Regions from separate parts of the Homo sapiens genome. Here region 1 is linked to region 2. Evidence: read pairs that join two places in POLR2A ChIA-PET (ENCODE). Cell type or tissue: MCF 10A. All regions are shown on one strand. Each heading gives the region's core, and the rest is flanking DNA. Links, peaks and the distances in the headings are about the cores only.

Evidence for each region. Peaks named below come from ENCODE experiments on the same cell type or tissue, not always from the same donor. Only the 100,000 strongest peaks of a DNase experiment are listed, where the experiment ranks them.
Region 1: POLR2A ChIA-PET joins it to region 2 with 13 read pairs; 11 of 35 experiments call an interaction of 5 or more read pairs at or near these places.

The regions. Positions count from the first base shown.
Region 1 is chr5:134,171,555-134,180,961 of GRCh38, forward strand. SKP1 (S-phase kinase associated protein 1) reads right to left here and starts at 5,396. Exons shown (of 6, transcript NM_170679.3): 1 at 5,301-5,396; 2 at 2,372-2,468. The coding sequence starts at 2,468. RefSeq lists enhancers at 4,777-5,056, 5,147-5,396, 6,300-6,814 and a silencer at 5,547-5,626. In MCF 10A, for the core only: no CTCF peak of the experiment used is centred there; DNase peaks (open chromatin) are centred at 3,797, 5,407, 5,737 and 6,347.
Region 2 is chr5:134,505,438-134,516,383 of GRCh38, forward strand. LINC01843 (long intergenic non-protein coding RNA 1843) reads left to right here and starts at 1,115. Exons shown (of 2, transcript NR_105045.1): 1 at 1,115-1,397; 2 at 2,969-3,793. RefSeq lists enhancers at 729-1,383, 3,639-4,312. In MCF 10A, for the core only: a CTCF peak has its summit at 6,971 (motif pointing left); DNase peaks (open chromatin) are centred at 4,094, 5,824 and 6,654.

The sequences.
Region 1 (9,407 bases), core at 1,408-9,407, 330 kb before region 2:
AAGGAATCTCAAACATGGTTTAAACTCAAAGTCATTTTCTTCTCCATTCCTCTCAAACCCATTTTCAGCTCTACCAACTACAGTATCACAATTCCATCCCACCCCAACTAAAAACCGTATTTTCACTTTCCCTAGCACACCCTGTCTACTTTACTTCAGAATGATCTCCCAAAACATTCTAATTTTACTAGATTTGAAATATCACCTCGGCTGGGCTTAGTGGCTCATGCCTGTAATTCCAGCACTTTGGGAGGCTGAGGTGGGCGGATCACCTGAGGTCAGGAGTTTGAGACCAGCCTGACCAACATGGAGAAACCTCGTCTCTACTAAAAATACAAAATTTGCCTCGCATGGTGGCACATGCCTGTAATCCCAGCTACTTGGGAGGCGGAGGCAGGAGAAGTGCTTGAAGCCGGGAGGCAGAGGTGGCAGTGAGCTGAGATTGTACCACTGCACACCAGGCTGGGCAACAAGAGCAAAACTCAGTCTCAAAAAAATAAATAAATAAAAGAAATATCCTCACCAGTATTACATACTGCAATCTCTTCAAGACTCAAGAATAACACTAGCCAAGATGTTCCCACAGCGCCACTTGGCGCGCAACTTTATTAATGCACTAATTACACCATGTGACAAGTTTGCCTTGTTTGTGTCTGACTTCCCTCCTAGTTTATAAATTCTTCAAGGGCAAAGGCCATGTCTCACTTACCTTCTTTTCACCAGCACCAAAGCTTGGCACATAACCCTTCTCTTCGTTCAAGTATTTATAATCTACTGATCTTTCCCTACATAAAAAACCTCTGACATTTAAGTACTAAAGAACACTCAATACTACTAAGTTTTTTTCATCAATTCCAGACACTGATTTGTATCACCCCACTGGTAACACTAAAAAGAGATCCACATTAACTAGCGAAAGTTTCAAGACCTGTTTTCTAAGTCACTTCCTTATGCTGCATATATACTTTGTAGTAGTTTCAGAGGAATGACAAAACAGACAAAAGAGAAAGCTTGTTTAAAAAAAAAAAAAAAAATTCTGCCTGGCAGAGTGGCTCATGCCTGTAATGTGGCTCTTCCCAGTACTTTGGGGTGCCGAGGTGGGAGGATGGCTTGAGTCCAAGAGTGCGAGAACAACCAGGGTAACATAGGGAGATCCTGTCTCTATAAAAACATTTAGGCTGGGCGTGGTGTCTCATGCCTGTAATCCCAGCACTTTGGGAGCCTCAGGCGGGTGGATCGCAAGGTCAGAAGATCGAGACCAGCCTGACAAACATGGTAAAACTCCATCTCTACTAAAAAATACAAAAATTAGCCAGGCATGGTGGCATGCACCTGTAATCCCAGCTACTCGGGAGGCTAAGGCAGGAGAATCACTTGAACCCGGGGGGCAGAGGTTGCAGTGAGCTGAGATCATGCCACTTGCACACCAGCCTGGGCAACAGAGCAAGACTCCGTCTCAAAAAAAAAAAAAAAAAGAAAATTAAAAAATCAGCTGGGGCAGGGCGCGGTGGCTCACACCTGTGATCCCAGCACTTTGGGAGGTCGAGGTGGGCGGATCACCTGAGGTCGGGAGTCCGAGACCAGCCTGACCAACATGGAGAAACCCCGTCTCTAACAAAAATACAAAATTAGCCGGGCTTGGTGGCACATGCCTCTAATTCCAGCTACTCGGGAGGCTGAGGCAGGAGAATCGCTTGAACCAGGGAGACGGAGGTTACAGTGAGCCAAGACTGCACCATCGCACTTCAGGTTGGGCAACAAGAGCAAAAAAATCCGTCTCAAAAAAATCAGCTGGATGTGGTGGCACGTGCCTGTAGTCCCAGTTATTCGGAAGGCTGAGGTGGGAAGACTGACTGAGCCCAGAAGGTTGAGGCTGCAGTGAGCCGTGACTGCATCACTGCACTCCAGCCTGGACAAGAGTGAGACTCTGTCTCAAATAAATCAATCAATAAATAAAATCTACACAGCAATCCACAGAGCTCACTCCCTCCACTGAAATAAGGTGTTCTATTCAGCCACCATTATAGGACGGTATCTCTTTTCCAAAGACCTTAATTTCTATCACTGGAACTTATGAATTCAAATTTACTTGAACAGAAATTAACCATTGCCTAAGGCTTGGCAATCACTTCAATGTTTATTTTACCTTATGATTTTATCCATTTAATGAGAGAACGACCCTCACTAATTCAGACAATGCAGAAAGGATGACCTGTATCAGAAAAATGTAAGTTATAAAGAAAAAAATGTAAACTTTACCTCTTCATACTCTCAAGCACCTTATGACAGGCTGCTGCTCATATAAATTTGATATTCACAAACTATCTCAAATTACACATTTCCTCCCACCCAGGTTTTCCAATGAACTTACCTTCCAACATGGTCTTAATAGTCACAGATTGTTTGGCAATTTCCACATCAACTTCAAATATCTCTCCATCAGAACTCTGCAACTTAATTGAAGGCATCTAAAAAAAAAGGACATTAAATATAAAATTTAAGAGAGAGAGTTCTACATGACATTTCATCAACTACAGTCCATCAGAAGGCTCTAACTTATTGACCACAAAGTTCTAAGAACCTACAATACATAACCCTGTAAAGCACTGTTGTAAGCAGTTATTCACAAGTTAGTCTCCGAGTATTTCTATTAAAATTTTTTCAAAGTATAACTACTAGGAACAGAAGCTTTTAAGGCCTGCCCTACTGAACTCACTATTGGTATAAATTTAATAAAACATACATATTTGTATTTGCTTTCTGCCTGCCTTTCGTCTCCCACTGAATACTGGACTCCATCTGAACAGTTAACTGCCACAATTAACTACATGCGAACCTGAGGAAGGTCAGTCCAAAACAAACAACGCTACTAAATAAGATAGAAATTTTCCCCACAGTGAGTCCTACCTGTGAAGATGAGTTCAGATCCAAAGAGTACATCAGAATATGCTCATTTATGTCTGAGGCAATGCAAGACCATATACAAGAGAATAAAATGATTTAAAGATAAGCAGATGTGAGTACAATTCCCTAAATCTACTTAAAAGCTTCATTTCAGAGCCCTTTTTATCTTTCAGTACTGACTGTCCAGGTGACCAACTTTGAGATCTCTTGGCAAGATCTCCATAATAATAACCTATTACTTGCTCTGAAAACGCATTTATTAATTCAGATTAATTATGAGTCGTTAGGAAAAAGATATAATCTTACATAAAAAGTTAAGCATTTAATTTCAAAGGACTTGAGTTCTGGCAAAAAAAAAAAAAAAGGCATTTAAAATTAAAAGTCCAACAATTTCTTACCATCTTCAAATTCTTTTTTTAAAAAAGAAAACATACAAACAAGGAAAACAACAACAACAAAAAGAATAGCAATACCTGGTACAGATTAATTCAAGGCCTCTTAAAACTCACATACAACTTTTAAAAGGCCCATGCTTCTCAAGTATTCATAATCCGGTGATGTCACTATTAACTTATGGCACCTCTGAAGTTTTCTAGGTGTGTTGTATTACAAATCGCATATATTTTCCCAAAAGTGTATCATTTGGCATTTAAAACATGCATCACACCCATTTTATGTTCAAAGACTTATGACCCATTACATCGGTTAAAATATTCATTCAGCTTCTCTGAGACAATTGTCGCCAACCCCAAAGCAAACAGGTTGTTAGGCAAAGGAAGCAAAAAAGTAAAGCATGTTTTAAAACCAGCCACTGAAATATCCTACTCTCACTCATCCATAGTTGGAGAGAATCAGATTTCACTTTGCGATTCACAAACATGTCTGCTTCTCCATGTTGCTTAGCGCTTGCCAATAATGCAGTTGTCCCTGCTTAATGGAGAAGGATGCAGAGTAGAGGACCCTTCCTGTGACAAGACCACAACAAAAGGTATCTCCAAAAGAAAATATTTTAACCTGAGCCCAATTTTTAATTATAAAACATTTAAACATGTAATTTTTATATTAGATAGTACTGAAATGAACAGTGCAGAATCACAAATCTAACAATGCAGTTGATTAAAATTACTCTAAAAGCAAGACGACCGTTTCATATTTCTTTCAAATAACTCAAGATAAGTGCTTAGTCATAGTCAAGTTTGTGGATTGGGTTACTCTTAAGGGAGTTGAGACCTTACTAAATAGCAGCTGGTCAATCGGTTAATCTGTAATTCGATGCACTTGGTAATACTAAACTCAAAGATAAGTTTTAGTGTTACAGTAGAATAAAGTGCAAAATTTTTAAGTAATAATGGATGAAATATTTATTTGAAATGCTTTCAAAACAATTCCATTCTAAAGAAAGAGGCCTAAAGGCTCCTGCACTTGTAAATAATTCTCCATGGCCAGCATAAAGCGGGTTCTATCACATCATATAGAAAAAAAAACCCCTGCGCTTTAAGTGACCCGAAATTCTGACACTGCTTTTTAGACTGCACAGTGGAGGAGACGGTATTGTTCTATGAAACGGATACATTCTACTGTCACGCTCTAAAGGAAAAATGCATGTCCCTAAAACCCAAACGTGAAGTTTCCATTAAAAGTGAATCAAAGCAGGTAGACGTCCTATTTCTTTAAAAGCCAGATACCTAGAGTTAAGTTATACACAGTTAAGGCTCCTACAAGTCACACCACTCTGACGATGGTATCTGCTCAACGACTCCAAGTCATGGCAAAACAACGCTAAGAAATATTCAGATGGAGCAGGCGGCTATGTGCAGAAAGCCGGCGCCCGCACACGGTTAGCCAGGACCGACCGGTAGCTAGTGACGCCAGACACGGTGGAGAAAGGATGGGAGCCAAGAACCGGGCGGCCTCAGACCACCACCGCAGCTCTCCCTCCCGACCACAACAAAAGCCAGACACCGACACACGCCCACGCTCACGACAGCCAAGGGACCCCCATTCACAACCCCGCCGCCACCCCCGCCCTGGTCCCCGGGACAGCAGGCTTAAGACCAAGAGAGGCCCCCGGCCGCAGCCTGGGCCTTGCAGCCGAGCTCCGCGCCGGCTGACGCTCGGCCGGTGCAGAGAAGGCCCAGCCCGGGGTTCGGCTCACTTATGGAGCGCCGTGAGGACGCCCGGCCAGAGGAGGCCTCGCTGAGTCGGGGGCGGGGCAGGTGAACGGAACCTGGTAGGGTCTCCCGAAGAACAGGGTCGACAACGCGATCCACCGGGCCCGAAAGAAGGCCAGGCCCAGTCACCGCCCGCCGCGGGCAGGCCCAAACCGCAGCGGTGAGGCCAGCCGGCACGCAATCCGGTAGCCACGACCCTTTCCAGTTCAGTGGGCGGCTACTCACGGTGTTCGGTGTTAAGGAGACGGCCGGCGGGAGGCTGACGAGAGCCGGGAGGCGTTAGCGAAGGAAGAGAAAAACCGAAGACGAAGCCACTACAGCGTCGCAGCGCGGCGCGGCGTCTGCTTTATAGGAGAGGGCGCAGGCGCCGAGGACCCCGGGGCGCGCGGCGTCACATCGCGGCTGGGCTGGCCGCCGAGATCGCCTGACGGCAGGCCGAGAACGGCTGGGCGGGCCCAGGCCGGGAGGCGGCAAGGAGCTGCCGGGGGCGGCTGGCCGGGGGATCGGGGGGCCGGAAGAGTTTTCGCCTCTCCCCAGCTCTGAAAGCGCCGCGCTGTCTCGTCAACTGGGTGCCGGACCCCGACTGGCCTAGAAAGGTCTTTCAGGCAGCGGTGCCCTAAGCCGAGTGAAAGACCCCAGTTAAAAAGCCTGGAAAAAACAAAACCGGGCGAGTGTGTGCGTCTCTGTGTGTGTTCCTGGGAACAACAGAACGGGGCGTGTGTGTGTGTGTTCACTCCTGGGGGGGGCTGCGTGTGTGTGTACGCGCGTGTGTTCATTCCTGAGGTGTATGTGCGCGCGCGGGTGTGTGTGTTCATTCCTGGGGTGGGGTGGGGTGGGGGTGGGGCGCTTGTGTGTGTGTGTTTTACTACTGAACTGATACAGCTTGTCCAGCTTCCATTCTCCACGGTAACCCTCCGAGGTGAAATAGTGTTAGCCTTTTCGCCTCTGCAGTGAGGGAACAGGTTCGGAACGGTTAAGTGGCAGAGCTAGGATTTGAACCTTACTCCACAATTAGGTGCTGTTAGCCCTTATTTCCTACTATTGACTTCTAAAGAGGCTTCCATGCCAAACATAGCCATCGTTATAGGGAAACCCCAAGTCTAGAGAGATGGCTCCATCTAGCAGTAGGTACCTACTCCTTCACTAAACATGCTTTGAGCCCGACGTGCGAGGCGTGGTGCTGGGGATTCCGCCGTGAACCAGGCAGCCAGGGCCCGGCCTGGACGTAACTCTTCTCTAGGGTGCTCCCAGGAAGGCTTTGATGAGGTCGATGGAATGAAGCCAGCTGTAAAGGAAAGGGAGTAGTCTGAAAGCCCCACCCTGTTCTGCTCGGGAACATTACTCTCCCCATCCTAGGAGACTGGGCGCCGGGCTCGCCTAGCCAACAGGCACGTGATGATATCCCTGACACCAGGAAGACAAAAGATACTTCCACACAGGGCCCCCTGAAGAAACCAGAGATGTACAGTGCCTCTGGGATGGGACTGGGCAGGAAGGCCAAGCAGCTCCTTGAGTTACCAGGTCTTTGTCTACAAGCCTATCCAGTGTCTGCCAGGTGCCACAGCTGATGACAGAAGATGAAACGCCTGCAGCTCTCAGACATTTTCTTTGCAGCACAGCCCTGCCCTCAGCAGCTCTAGCTTCAGGCCTCCTAGGCAGGGCCCACTGGAGCCCCTTTGCTCCCCGCCTATGGCATAGAAGGTGGTACCTTATTAACTCTCTTTAAGCATTCTAAGCAGGACTGTGCAGTGTCAGGTCACACAGCCCGGGGACCCAGCACAGGGTCTGGCATAAAAGTAGGGATATATTTTTCCAAATATGTCTGAGAACCCCCTTTATTAGAATCACCAAGAAATGTCTGCTTTTAAAACAGATTTTGGGGCCGGGCGTGGAGGCTCACGCCTGTAATCTCAGCACTTTGGGAGGCCGAGGTGGGCAGATCACTTGAACTCAGGAGTTTGAGACCAGCCTGGGCAACATGGTGAAACCCCGTCTCTACAAAAAAACAAAAATTAGGTGGGTGTGGTGGTGTGAGCGTGTAGTCCCAGCTACTCTGGAGGTTAAGGTGGGAGGATCACCTGAGCCCAGGAGGCAGAGGTTGCGGAGAGCCAAGATGGTGTCACTGCACTCCAGCCTGGGTGATAGAGTGAGACCCAGTCTCAAAAAAATAAATAAAACATATTTCATTTGCTTGTATATGGTGCTATATGTATAGATTATCTCAGGAAAGATACACAAGAAATTGGTCACCTCAGAGGAAGGGAACTAGGTCACTGAGGGATGGGTTAGAATAATTTTTCACCTTATACCCCTTTGTATCTTTTGGGTATCAATTCACATGAATGTATTACATATTCAAATTTTTTAACTTTAAAAATAAATTGGCTCAAGAAAAATGCAGATTCCTGGGTCCACTCTCAATCTAATAACTCCCTGGGGGCAGGTTTTTCTGCCCTTTAAACCAGTTCTCCAGGTGATCCTCAAGCCCAGAGTAAGTGCATAAACCTGTGTAGTAGGGTATCAGTGGTGAAGCACTGCCAGGAAGGAGCCAAGAGTGTTCGTCAGAGGTGACTAGTTTAGCGCCATACTTTCTGGATCAACCCTACCTTCTCTCAAACCTCCACTCGGGAGGGCCAAGGTAGCTGTAGCACTGTGGGACAGGCTGGGAGTGACTCCTCTCCATTCATTTATCCATAGTGATCACCCCAGGTCAGAAAGGACTGGCCCCCACAGAGTCCCCTTGGTACGTGTGGATACATGTGTGGGTGTGAGGAGCAGGGGTACCTATGTTTCCAGAGCTGGCCCTGAGGAAGCTGAGGCTCCACCCTTACTCCAATCACTCCACATGCTCCACACCAAGGGGTATTCAGAACCCCTTGTCCTACAGAGGAAGGAAACAAAACCAAAGAGACTTTCCCAGCCGTCACTCCAGCTCCAGCTACGTATCTGCCATCACAGCCCAGGCAGTCAATCTTAGCCCCATTCCTCAAATGCAGGAACATTTTCTAATTTACAACTGTTCCCAGCATACTACCTCCAGGGAAACTAAAGCCTTGGATTCAAATATTCCAGATGGGAAAATCCAGTTTTTATGATGAATTCAGTTCCAGAAATGATCTTCCTTTTTAAGTCTTCATTGGAGTCTTCATTGCTATAAAGCATTCACAGGAGGATTCCTATGAGGAGCAACCCTGTCAGTGCATCTAAAACGGGACCCTCGGCTGGGCGCAGTGGCTCACGCCTGTAATCTCAGCACTTGGGGAGGCCAAGGCAGGAGGATCACTTGAGGTCAGGAGTTTGAGACCAGCCTGGCCAACATGGTGAAACCCCGTCTCTACTAAAAATACAAAAAAAAAAAAAAAAAAATTAGCCAGGCATGGTGGTGGGCGCCTGTAATCCCAGCTACTTGGGAGGCTGAGGCAGAAGAATTGCTTGAACCCAGGAGGTGGAGGCTGCAGTGAGCGGAGATCACGCCACTACACTCCAGCCTGGGCGGCAGAGCAAGAGTCCATCTCAAAGTAAACAAACAAACAAGACTTTGCAGCCCAGAATTCAGTTCTCATTCCATTTCTTATGCACCCATCCATGGGACAGACTGTGGACTTAGACATGTGTTCCATCCCATAGGACAGCATGTAAGCTAGAAGTATTCAGTCCACATGGTGAAGGGTCCCCTGGCTGCATCCTGCTGTGTGTCAACTCTCTCAGTCTTGGTCCTCTAATACAGGGGTAAGCATAGCCACTCTGAAGTCAGACCACCTGCCTCTGTTATGTGATCTTGGGTAACTTACTTCACCTCTCTGGGCCTCACCTTCCTCTGTTGAAAGAGTTGGAAAGAAGGTATATGCCAGGCTTGGAGTGGGGAGGAGAACACTGCATGCTGTTAGCTTCTAGTGTGGGTCTCTGAGAAGGGACTCTCTCTCATTCTCCCATCCCCTCAACCCAGGGATAGGGAGGGATTAGGACCCCAGATAGGTTTGGAGGTTCTGAGAGAGGGGAGAATCTGTCTGTGGATAAGGTCTAAATAATCTTCCATGATGAGAAAGTATGGTAGCAGTCAAGTAGAAATGGCAGCTGGGTATGCCTAAGCAGGGGGCCCTGGGAGCATCTCAGGCCCATGCCTAATTTGTGAGAATCCCAGGAAGCATTAGCATGTGTTGTGAGGCCCTAGAACAGCATGAAGTTGCTGAGAGGGGGCAGATAACCAGGAAAGAACTTCTGTGATAATAAACCTAATAAAGGGAGCACTAAAGCCACAGTCCAAGCCAGAGACCATGGCACGAATGCAGACATCTGTGGGCACAGTAGAAACCAGAGACGACAACCCACAAC
Region 2 (10,946 bases), core at 1,675-9,674:
TGCTGGGCACGGTGGCTCACGCCTGTAATCCCAGCACTTTGGGAGGCTGAGGCAGGTGGATCACTTGAGGTCAGGAGTTCGAAACCACCCTGGCCAACACAGTGAAACCTCGTCTCTACTAAAAAAAAAAAAAATTAGCCAGGTGTGGTGGCAGGCACCTGTAATCCCAGCTACTTGGGAGGCTGAGGCAGGAGAATCACCTGAACCCAGGAGGCGGAGGTTGCAGTGAGCCGAGATCGCACCATGGCACTCCAGCCTGGGAAACAGAGGGAAACTCCATTTAAAAAAAAAAAAAAAGCATCTTGTTCTGTCTGCTATGTGGGCTCTAACTGGAATTGGTAGGGCTATGGGCTCCAGGAGGCTTCATTAGCCAGAGGACCTACTAGGACTGGGCCTGCACTGATATCTTGAGGTAGAGGTGGGGGCCTGGAAGCTGGGTGCAGGGCTGAGGCCCCTCACTGGGTCTGCACTGAACAGCTAGGCCCAGGAGCCAAATCATGGTTGCAGACATTTGGCTTCCATTATCTGACTATTTGGGACAGCCTCAAGCTAGACTTGATTACTGCAAACCTGAAATAGTTCCTTATTAGACAGGGCTAGCTCACCCTCCTAAATGAGTCTTGTTGGGACTCTCGGGGTCTTGCACTGAGCACACTTCCTCATCCTATCCTCCAGCCCCTCTGGCAGGAAAGTAGGAGCACCCCCAGGGCTTCTGCCCCGGGCCTCTGCACAGACTCCAGGGGCACCTGTGGGGCTGAGGGCAAGTGGCAGCACAGTGCCTCCGGCCAGGACTGGCCCAGCCCTCTTCCCTGTGCCCAGCTCCTCCCCATGGAAGAAAGGGGAGAACAGGACTGGCTACTTGAGGACACCAGGGACTGGGCCTGCCTGAGAGTGACAGTTCTGGGACTCTCCCTGCTCCCGGTGAATGCCAGCCAGGGTGTGGGGCCCAGGAGGCTCCAGTGCTTTCCCAGTCCAAAGGTCACTAACTGCCCAGCCGCTGGGAGTGTGTGCAGGGGGCGGTTCTCCAGCCAGGGAGGTGCAGGAATAAAGGGGGTGTGGGGAGACAGGAAGAGGCTGAGCTTGTGGGGCCTGAGAGCCTCTCCCCTGGGCAGGGTGGGGTCATTGGGCTGCCTTAGATTCCCCCCCCCACCTCTCAGCCTGCTGCCTCTGGACAAAGCTCTGCAGAGGAGCCCCATCTCCTTCAGCCCCCTCCTGCCTTTGGGGTGCAAGTTTCCTGAAGGACTTGAGTGAGATGTCACCAAGCAACAGGCTGTCAGGCTCTTGGCAGCAAGTACTGGCCCAGCGACTCGCGGCAGAGTCTCTCCTTGGGGCGTCTGTCCTTATCAGGGGTGGATGCTGTCAGACTTGCTAATGGTGGAATTTCTGGCATGTGGCAGGTGGGTAAAAGAGACCCCTGGGCTAGGGAGCCATTTGCAAGTCCCTCAGATGGCCTCAGGTGTGGGTCATGCTCCACTGCAGCCATGGTTACTGGGAAGCCAAGTGGACTCCATGGGGCTCCAAGCAGTGGGAGGGAGCTCCTGGGAGACACAGTGTGGCCCAGATGCCCTGGTCATGGGGACATCCAAGCACAGGTGAGAAACTTGGGCAGGGAGGGTGCAGAGGAAATTTGGAAATGGCTGAGAGGCTGGACTCAAGGTCTCTTGGGCTTGAACTGAGCTCAAGCAATCCACCCACTTCAGCTTCCCAAGGTGCTGGGATTACAGTCGTGAGCCATGGCATCCGGCTGGACTCAAGGTCTCTTGTTCCCTGATCCTGGGCTTGGCATGGAGAAGGGAGGAAGCTGAAGGGGGCAGGTAAAAAGATGCCTACCTGGGCACTGTAGACTAAATGAACCCTCAGACTGTGAAAGTCTCAGAAATCAGAGAAAGAGGCCTGGTGTGGTGGCTTGCACCTGTAATCTTAACACTTTGGGAGGCTGAGGCGGGAGGATTGCTTGCGCCCAGGAGGTTGAGGCTGGAATGAGCCATGATCACTCCAGTGCACTCCAGCCTGAGTAACAGAAAGAGACCCTGTCTCAAAAAAGAAAAAAGAAAAAAAAAACAGAGGAAGGGACTGGCACTTCCAAGTCAGAGAGAGCTCCCTGAAGAGGTGGGCCTGGTAATTGAGAAAGAAAGCAGTTGAGACAGACACGGGGGCTATGGGAGCAAGAGTCTGGAGGTGCGAGCATGCCGGGCAGGTGTAAGGACTGGTGAGTCACCAGGGGAAATGTGTAAAAAGGCTGTGGGTAATGAGGTGGCAAACGGTGGAGAGCTCTGCCCTGAGCTCCATACCCTTCCAAGCCTTTGCCCATGCTTATGGTTGAATTGTGTCTCCATGCCATGCACAACAAAGATATACATTGGGCTGGGCACGGTGACTCACGCCTATAATCCCAGCACTTTGGGAGGCCAAGGCAGGTGGATCACCTGAGGTTGGGAGTTCGAAACCAGCCTGACCAACATGGAGAAACCCCGTCTCTACTAAAAATACAAAATTAGCTGGGCGTGCTGGCGCATGCCTGTAATCCCAGCTCATCGGGTGGCTGAGGCAGGAGAATCGCTTGAACCCAGGAGGCAGAGGTTGCGATGAGCCGAGATCGTGCCATTGTGCTCCAGCCTGGGCAACAAGAGCAAAACTCCGTCTCAAAAAAAAAACCAAAAACAAAACAAAACAAAAATATACATTGAAATCCTAACCTCCTGTACCTGTAAAGGTGACTGTATTTGGAAACAGGGTCTTTGCAGATTTAATAGTGTTAAAATAAGGTCATTAGAGTGGGCCCCACTCTGGTATGGCTGGTGTCCTTAGAAGAGGGAAAGTTGTTGAGGTGATGGGTATCCCAACTATCTTGATTTGGTTTTATACATTGTATACATGTGTCCAAATATAACCCGTACCCCCAAAATAGGTACAACTATTATGCAGCAATAAAACATTTTTATTTTTATTTTTACTTTTTTAAAAACAGGGCCAAGTGCAGTGGCTCACACCTATAATCCCAGCACTTTGGGAGGCTGAGGCACGAGGATTGCTTGAGCCCAGGAGTTCATCACCAGCCTGGGCAATATAGCCAGACCCGGTCTCCACAAAAAAATTTTTAAAAATTAGCTGGGCATGGTGGCCTGTGCCTGTAGTCCCAGCTCTTTGGGAGACTGAGGCAGGAGGATCAACTTGAGCCCAGAAGGTCGAAGCTGCAGTAAGCCATGGTCATGCCAGCGGAGTTGAGCCTGGACCACAGAGCAAGACACTATAGGGAAGACAGCCAGGTGAAAATGAAGGCAGAGACCAGAGTTATGCATCCGAAAGGCAAGGAATGCCGGGGGCTGCCAGAAGCTGGAAGAGGCAAGGCAGGATCCCCCACTAAAGGCCTTGGAGGGAGCATGGCTTTAGCAGCACCTCAATTTGGGATGTCTATTTTCCGGAACAGCGGGAATAAGTGTCTGCTGCTGTAAGCCACCCTGCCTGTGGCACTTTGTTACAGCAGCCCAGGAACCTGACCCAGCCAGGCTGCTCCTGCTGCCCAGTGTGCCCTTCTCTCATCCCTCCAGCTGGTCTCTCACTGCCTTCGAGCCCCATCACCTGCTCGGGCTCCCCCTCTGTGTGTCCCCAGTTCTGGACACTTATTCAGCAGACCTGTAAGTTTTGCTGGCCAGCCTATCTCCCTGGCTAGACTGAAGGCTCCTTCAGGGCAGGCCTAACCTGTGCTAGGGCAGCATGATGCCTGGTACAGAATAGGGGCTCCTTAGATGTGGGGTAAATAAAGGAATGCTCGAAGGGTGATGGGCCCCTGTGAGACTGGGATGTGCCATCTACTTCTTCACAGCCTGGCTCAGCTCAGGCTAGGGACATGACAGTGCTCAGAGAGGTCACAGCATCTTCCACACAGACCATTCCCAGCTCCGCCACTCTCCAGTTCCCTCTTGGTGCCATATGAGTCTGAGGAACTTGGGGAAATTCCTAACCTTCCCTTTCAATTGAGCCATTAGCCCTTGGAGTTAGCCACAACGTAATTGCTCAGGTCCCTCCAACAAGGGGACTGTGTCTGTGGCTTGATGACTCATGCACACTGCTCCATTCCACAACCTTGGGCAGGACTTGGGGCTGGGGACAGTGCCAGCCAGCATAGGCAAGGAGCTTGGACATCCCATTACCCCAACCCAGTCCCCAGGAACAGAGTGTACTCAAGGTTTCAGGACAAAAATCTAGAAGCAAGGAGGCGAACTGAGTGAGATTTGAGTGACGAAAAGGAGCAGACAAAGACAACAGCGAGTACAAAGGCCCTGAGGCAGGAACGAGCTTGGCATGATCAAGAACTGAAAAGAGCACAGGGGAGGCTGCAGCACAGTGAAAGAGAGGTCAGTGATAGGACATGCGATTAGACGGGGCCCACTAGACAATCCAGGATAATCCCTCCCTCTCAAGGCCCTTAATTTAATCATATCTGCAAAGTGCCTTCTGCCATGTCGGGGAACGTATTCACAGGCTCTGGGGAGTGCAGCGCAGACATCTTTAGGGATGGGCATTATTGTGTCTACCGCAGTATCTCTCTCACCCTCTTGTCTGTCTCTCTTGCTCTATCGCTACATTTCTGTTTACCTATCTACCTATTTATTTGAACCTGACCATGGATCTATTGACCACAATTTATTTCTCTTCCTACCCCTTTATCAAGCTTCAATAAGTTATTTATCAATCTATCATTCCTCAGTGGCTTTGATCTTTTACTCTGATAACAGCATCACCCCTTAGCCATCTGTCTAACAAACTAAACGTTAAACTCAATCTATCATTTAGTTGTCCTCTGTCCATGATGAATTATCAATCATCTACCTCCATCTTTGCAGATGTTGTACAGATGTGGACATTTTTTCTCAATGTCTATTGAAAAGATCGATAGATATGAGTTCAGTAAATATCCACTGAGTGCTGGCCACGTGCCCATTGCTATGTCATGTGTGGGTGAAATAAGGGGCTGACACTCCCAGTAGCCATAGAGGGTCCTTTTTCATTTTATCATTATCCCCAACAATGCTGTGATCACCAATCCAGGCACACTGTCCAATTTTGTCATCCACCTTGGAATCTTTTTTTTTTTTTTTTGAGATAGGGCTCTTGCTCTGTCACACAGGCTGGAGGGCAGTGGTGTGATCACAGCTCACTGCAGCCTCAATCTCCCAGGCTTAAGCAATCCTCCCACCTCAGCCTCCAGAGTATCTAGGACTACAAGCAAGTGCCACCATGCCCAGCTAATTTTTGTATTTTTTAAGAGACAAGGTCTCACTATGTTGCCCACGCTGGTCTCAAACACCTAGACTCAAGCAATCCTCCTCCCTTAGCCTCCCGAAGTGTTAGGATTATAGGCATGAGCCACTGGCCCTGTCCAGGGACCATTTTTATATAAACTTTCCAGTGAAATCCAGGCTGCTCTAGTCTGCCTTTTGCCTACTAGCCTCCTTGTATATGCATAAATAATGCAGACTCATTTTAACTTGATGTTGATCTTACATAAAGTGTGGGTGGAAAAGTATATCTGCTGGGCAAGCATCTAGTGCATCAAATAACGAATCCTAAAGTTAAATGGAAATTATTTTTAGGTTGTCTGGGCAAATAGCACAGAAGGTGGGGGGAATCCAGAGATATGACCTCAGATGTGACACATGCAGACACACGACACACCACACATACACACACACACACACACACACACACACGCATATGGGTACACACAAATGCACCTTCTCTCTTCCTTCTGCCCCCACACTAGCAGCTCCTTCCTGGCTTCCTCCGCCCCTCACTCACACAAAGGGCCAAAGCAAATACTTCAGCACTGAGTCATGTCCTACCTCATCTTGTTTCCAGCCTAGGAATCTCACCTCCCCACCTGGGCTGTGAGGTCTTCTGGGGCAAAGATGGTGTCTGCTTCTCCTTAGGTGTGCCCTCCTAGTCTGATCAGCCAGAGGACTGGACACCTAGGAGCTGCTTGCCTTTCCTTGAGCTCCGAGGGCAGTTGAGGATCAGGGAGGCAAGGGAGCTAGATGTCCAGTGGTAGACGCTCTCTAGGGCAGCCTCTTTGCCCCCCCAGGAATCTGCCTCTCCTGCCCAACCCGGATGCCAGATAACATAGGTTTCTTTTTTCTGTAGCACTCTCCTAGAGGAGCTGTGTTAGGTAGATAATCTGCCTAGAGCTGGCCTAGCTGGGGATCAACTCAACAAGAATTTCTTGTTTCCAAGCGTCTCCTTCACATGGGCATCCAGTGCCAATTTGTGTCCAAGTCTCTTCCCTAGCACACGGGATGGAGGTCCAGCATATTTGGAGACAGCTCACTGTGTGCCAGAGCCACAGGTCCTAGAATATCCAGCAATCACAGTACCCAGGGCCACCCCAGCCTCACAAGTCACTGTGCCCAAGGCCCTGAGGGAAGAACAGCTTGCTCACTAGTGCCTGAAGGAGGCTCCCAAGGCAGCCACCTTGTACACTGGAGACACTCCCAGCAGTGGGAGGCAGATCAAGGCCAGGACACCGTTAATGAAGCTTTGACTAGGGTGAGGCATCTCAGGGCCAGCTGGCCTTGCTGCTTCTCACCCCACTCTAAGCCTTGATCTGTCCACATACTTGACCCTGTTAGAATCTGGTGTCTGCCCCTCCCCCATCCTGATGTAACACATCTCTGTAGCCTGAAGCCGGCCCAGTTCTTGGCTCAGAGCTACTGCGTCTGCAGCACAGATCTGTCCCTGAGCACAGCTCGCACCAGCTTCCCTGCAGGCCTAGAGCCCAAGCCCTGGCCTCAGGCAATCTCCGCTTCCCTTGAGGCCAGCCCAGAGCCCCAACTCAGTGAGTTCTCATGAACTGTTTAGACTCCACCAGGTAATGAATTGTCCCCACTCTGCTGTCTCAGGAGCCAGGCTGGGCCAGGTATTCTCAGATTGAATTTGTTGGGAAGAAAGGGCACTCCACCTGCTGGAGGAGGGAGCACCTCCTGGAGGCCATGCCGCTCAGAAACTTTCTTCCCACACAGCTTCCAGCCCCAGGCTGCCCACCCAAGTCTCAGCAGGCCAAAGGCCTAGTGAGGCTTTTCTGTGCCCCTGCTGGAGCCCAACGTCCATGAGAAGGCTCTAGAATGCATTTAGGATCTGAGACTGGTCCAGCTGAAACAGCCCAGAGAGACCCTAATCCTGGGGCCCAGAGAGAGCCAAACAGGCCCCAGGCCACACAGAGGGCAGCCCTGAGGCTAGCCTAGAGGGCAGGTTTCTTGCCCCTTCCTACCAGGAGAAGCGTGTCCTTGCCACACCAATGATGTTTCTGTCCCTGGGTGGATTCCAAGCACCTGCGGGGCAACCAGCACTGCCCAAATGCAGAGGGCTTCTTGGGTTCCCCCAGTAACCCCAAGGTCGACTCCTCCCCTCCATCTCCACAGCTCCTGCCCCTGCCCTTCCCCCCTTCCCAGTCTTGCTCCCTACATACTCCAGTACAAGCAAATTCATGAATTCGGTACATACATTTCCAGACCTTTTTTTCCCGTACAAAAATGCACATGTTTGTGTCTCTGTGTGTGTTCAGAGAAAAATGTAAACTTTCATTTTGTAGGGTTTTTTTTTTGTTTGTTTTGTTTGCTTTTTTTTTTTTTTTTACTATGAGTGGGATCATACTGCACATATTACCCTGAAAGTTGTCTGTCACTTAACACTTCTCTTTTTTTTTTTTTTTTTTTTTTTGAGACAGAGTCTGGCTCTGTCGCCCAGGCTGGAATGCAGTGGCCCGATCTCGGCTCACTGCAATCTTCGCCTCCCAGGTTCACACCATTCTTCTGCCTCAGCCTCCCGAGTAGCTGGGACCACAGGCGCCCGCCACAACGCCCGGCTAATTTTTCGTGTTTTTAGTAGAAACGGGGTTTCACCATGTTAGCCAGGATGGTCTCGATCTCCTGACCTCGTGATCCGCCTGCCTATGCCTCCCAAAGTGCTGGAATTACAGGTGTGAGCCACCGCGCCCAGCCAACACTTTTCTTAAGGTTCTTTTTACACCAGGTATACAAAACTGCACAATGCCACTTCTTTGGCTATCTTGTTCGTTTTTCTTTTCTTTCTTTCTCTCTCTCTTTCTTTTTTTTTTTTTTTTTTTTTTGAGACAGGGTCTCACTCTATTGCTCAAGCCAGAGTGTAGTGGTGCAGTCACGGCTCACTGCAGTCTTGGGCTCAAGTAATCCTCCCACTTCAGCCTCCCAAGTAGCTAAGACTGCAGGTGCACACCACCACGCCCAGATAATTTTTTTGTTTTTTTTTTGAGGTGGGGTTTCGCTCTTCTTGCCCAGGCTGGAGTGCAATGGCGCAATCTTGGCTCACTGCAACCTCCGCCTCCCGGGTTCAAGCAATTCTCCTGCCTCAGCCTCCCAAGTAGCTGGGATTACAGGCATGTGCCACCATGCCCAGCTAATTTTGTATTTTTAGTAGAGACGGGGTTTCACCATGTTGGTCAGGCTGGTCTTGAACTCCTGACCTCAGGTGATCCGCCCACCTCGGCCTCCCAAAGTGCTGGGATTACAGGCATGAGCCACCGCCCCTGGCCTAATTTTTTGTATTTTTTTATAGAGCCAGGGTTTCATTACGTTGCCCAGGCTGGTCTCAAACTCCTGGGCGCAGGCGATCCATCCACCTCAGCCTCCTAAATGCTGGGATTACAGGCGTGAGCCACCACGCCCAGCTGGCTGCTTTGTTCTATTTGCACTGTGCATTATTTAGTTAGTCCTTCAGTGAATGGACATTCAGTCTGTTTCCACATTTTCACTGTTACAAACAATGCTGTAATGGCTATTCTTAAACTGCCATCCTTGTGCCCACATCAGAGGGTCTCACAGCGGGGGGTGGGGGAGGGTTCCTGGATTTAGAGCTGCACGCTCTCATCTCCTTCCAATGTGAGGCAACTGCAGGGTCTCACCTTCACTTCAAGCAGCTCACAAATGTAGTTTCTGGAACAAAGGGCAGTTCCCTCCTCAGAAGGAGCCCCCAGGGGTTAGCATCATGCTCCATACCCCACTGCATGCTATAAACCAGGCAGACACCATCCATCTGTCTGACTTTGACTTCCCCTGTATCTTCCCACCTCCACTTCTCCCCTACCCCCAACCCCATCTCATATGAATCACCGTCACTATGCAGGTCCACCTCCAGGCCTTTCTCAAGAAACTCTCTTGCCCATTTCAACCTTCAGGATCCTCAGATGGCTTGTTGTACCTTGACCATCCTGCATATGCTTAAGGACCTGTCTTCCTAAATGGGCTTAAATCCAGTGAAGGGAGATCTGGATCTGAGGCTCACTGCCTTAGCGTAGAGCCTTCATGGTGTGTTTGTAAATGTATGCTACTTTTTTTTTTTTTTTTTTGGAGAGGGAGTCTTGCTCTGTCGCCCAGTGCGATCTCGACTCACTGCAAACTCTGCCTTCCGGGTTCACGCCATTCTCCTGCCTCAGCCTCCCAAGTAGCTGGGACTACAGGCGCCCGCCACCACGCCTGGCTAATTTTTTTGTATTTTTAGTAGAGACGGGGTTTCACCATGTTAGCCAGGATGGTCTCGATCTCCTGACCTCGTGATCCGCCCACCTCGGCCTCCCAAAGTGCTGAGATTACAGGCATGAGCCACCGCACCCAGCCCCATACTTTTTATTATTATTATTATTAGAGACATGGTATTGCTCTGTAACCCAGGCTGTAGTGCAGTAGAGCAATTCTAGCTCACTGTAGCCTCGAATACCTGGGCTCATGCAATCCTCCTGCCTCAGCCTCCCAACCTGTTGGAATTACAGGCATGAGCCACCATACCCTGCCCCAATGTAATGCTATTTCTAATATAAGCCAAGTTACCTCCAGGGTGACTGTGAATCAGTAAATACATGGGGCCAGGTATGGTGGCTCACATCTGTAATCTCAGCACCATGGGAGGCTGAGATAGGAGTATCACTTGAGACCAGGAGGTCAAGACCAGACTGAACAACATAGTGAGACCCTGTCTCTATAAAAAATAAAAAATTAGCTGGACATGGTGGCTCATGCCTGCCGTCCCAGCTACTCAGGAGGCTGAGGCAGGAGGATCACTTGAGCCCAAGATGAGCTTGAGACCACAGTGAGCTATGATCGATTGCACCACTGCATTCCAGCTTAGGTGACAGAGTGAGACCCCGTGTCTAAAAAATAAATAAATAACAAATAAAAATAAATCAGTAAATACAAGGAAAGGGTCTTTGTAAGACTATCAGATGTGGGGAGATTTGCTTTGATTGATCAGAAACCCTGGGAAAGGTGAAAGTAAGGGTTTTGCTTATACTGCTCAACTTGACTTAGAGCCAACACCTTCAGTTCTTGGTGGTCCTTGGATTGGGCCAGGCCTTTCAGCTCAGAATGGGGCGTGTCACACTTTGACTCTGGTTGGGCTGGCCCTTGACTTGGCTGGAGTTATTGGCTGCTGCCAGTTTCCGGGGAAGCGTTTGGAGGCCCCAGGGATCTTCATTTCCTTTTGCCATCTGTAGCCACCAGGCTGGATCTGAGAGTCTAAGAGGGACAGGTGGCCTGGCTGGCACATTATCCAGACATCTCCTGGGACTGGGCAGTACCGTCTCCGAACTGGCTGGCTAAGGCTCCAGAGGGGTGCCTCTCCCAGGCATGTGTTTGTAGTGCACCCCAGGAAGAGCCAAGTCTGGATCTTTCCAGGGCAGTGTCTTCAGCCATGAACACAGACCTGAGCAGATTTTCCCTCTGTTCCAAACCCAAGCTGCAATTTCTGCCTGGAGCCCAGAAGGCAGAAGCTGCTGGTTTTGTCCTCCCTGAATGCCAAATAATATGTTTTCTACAGAGTTTGGCACATAGTAGGCACATAGGAAATATTTACTGAATGAATGCTCATCCTCCTTTAGAGGAGGCCACCTCATCCCACTGGATACATGTGGCAGGGTAAAGATG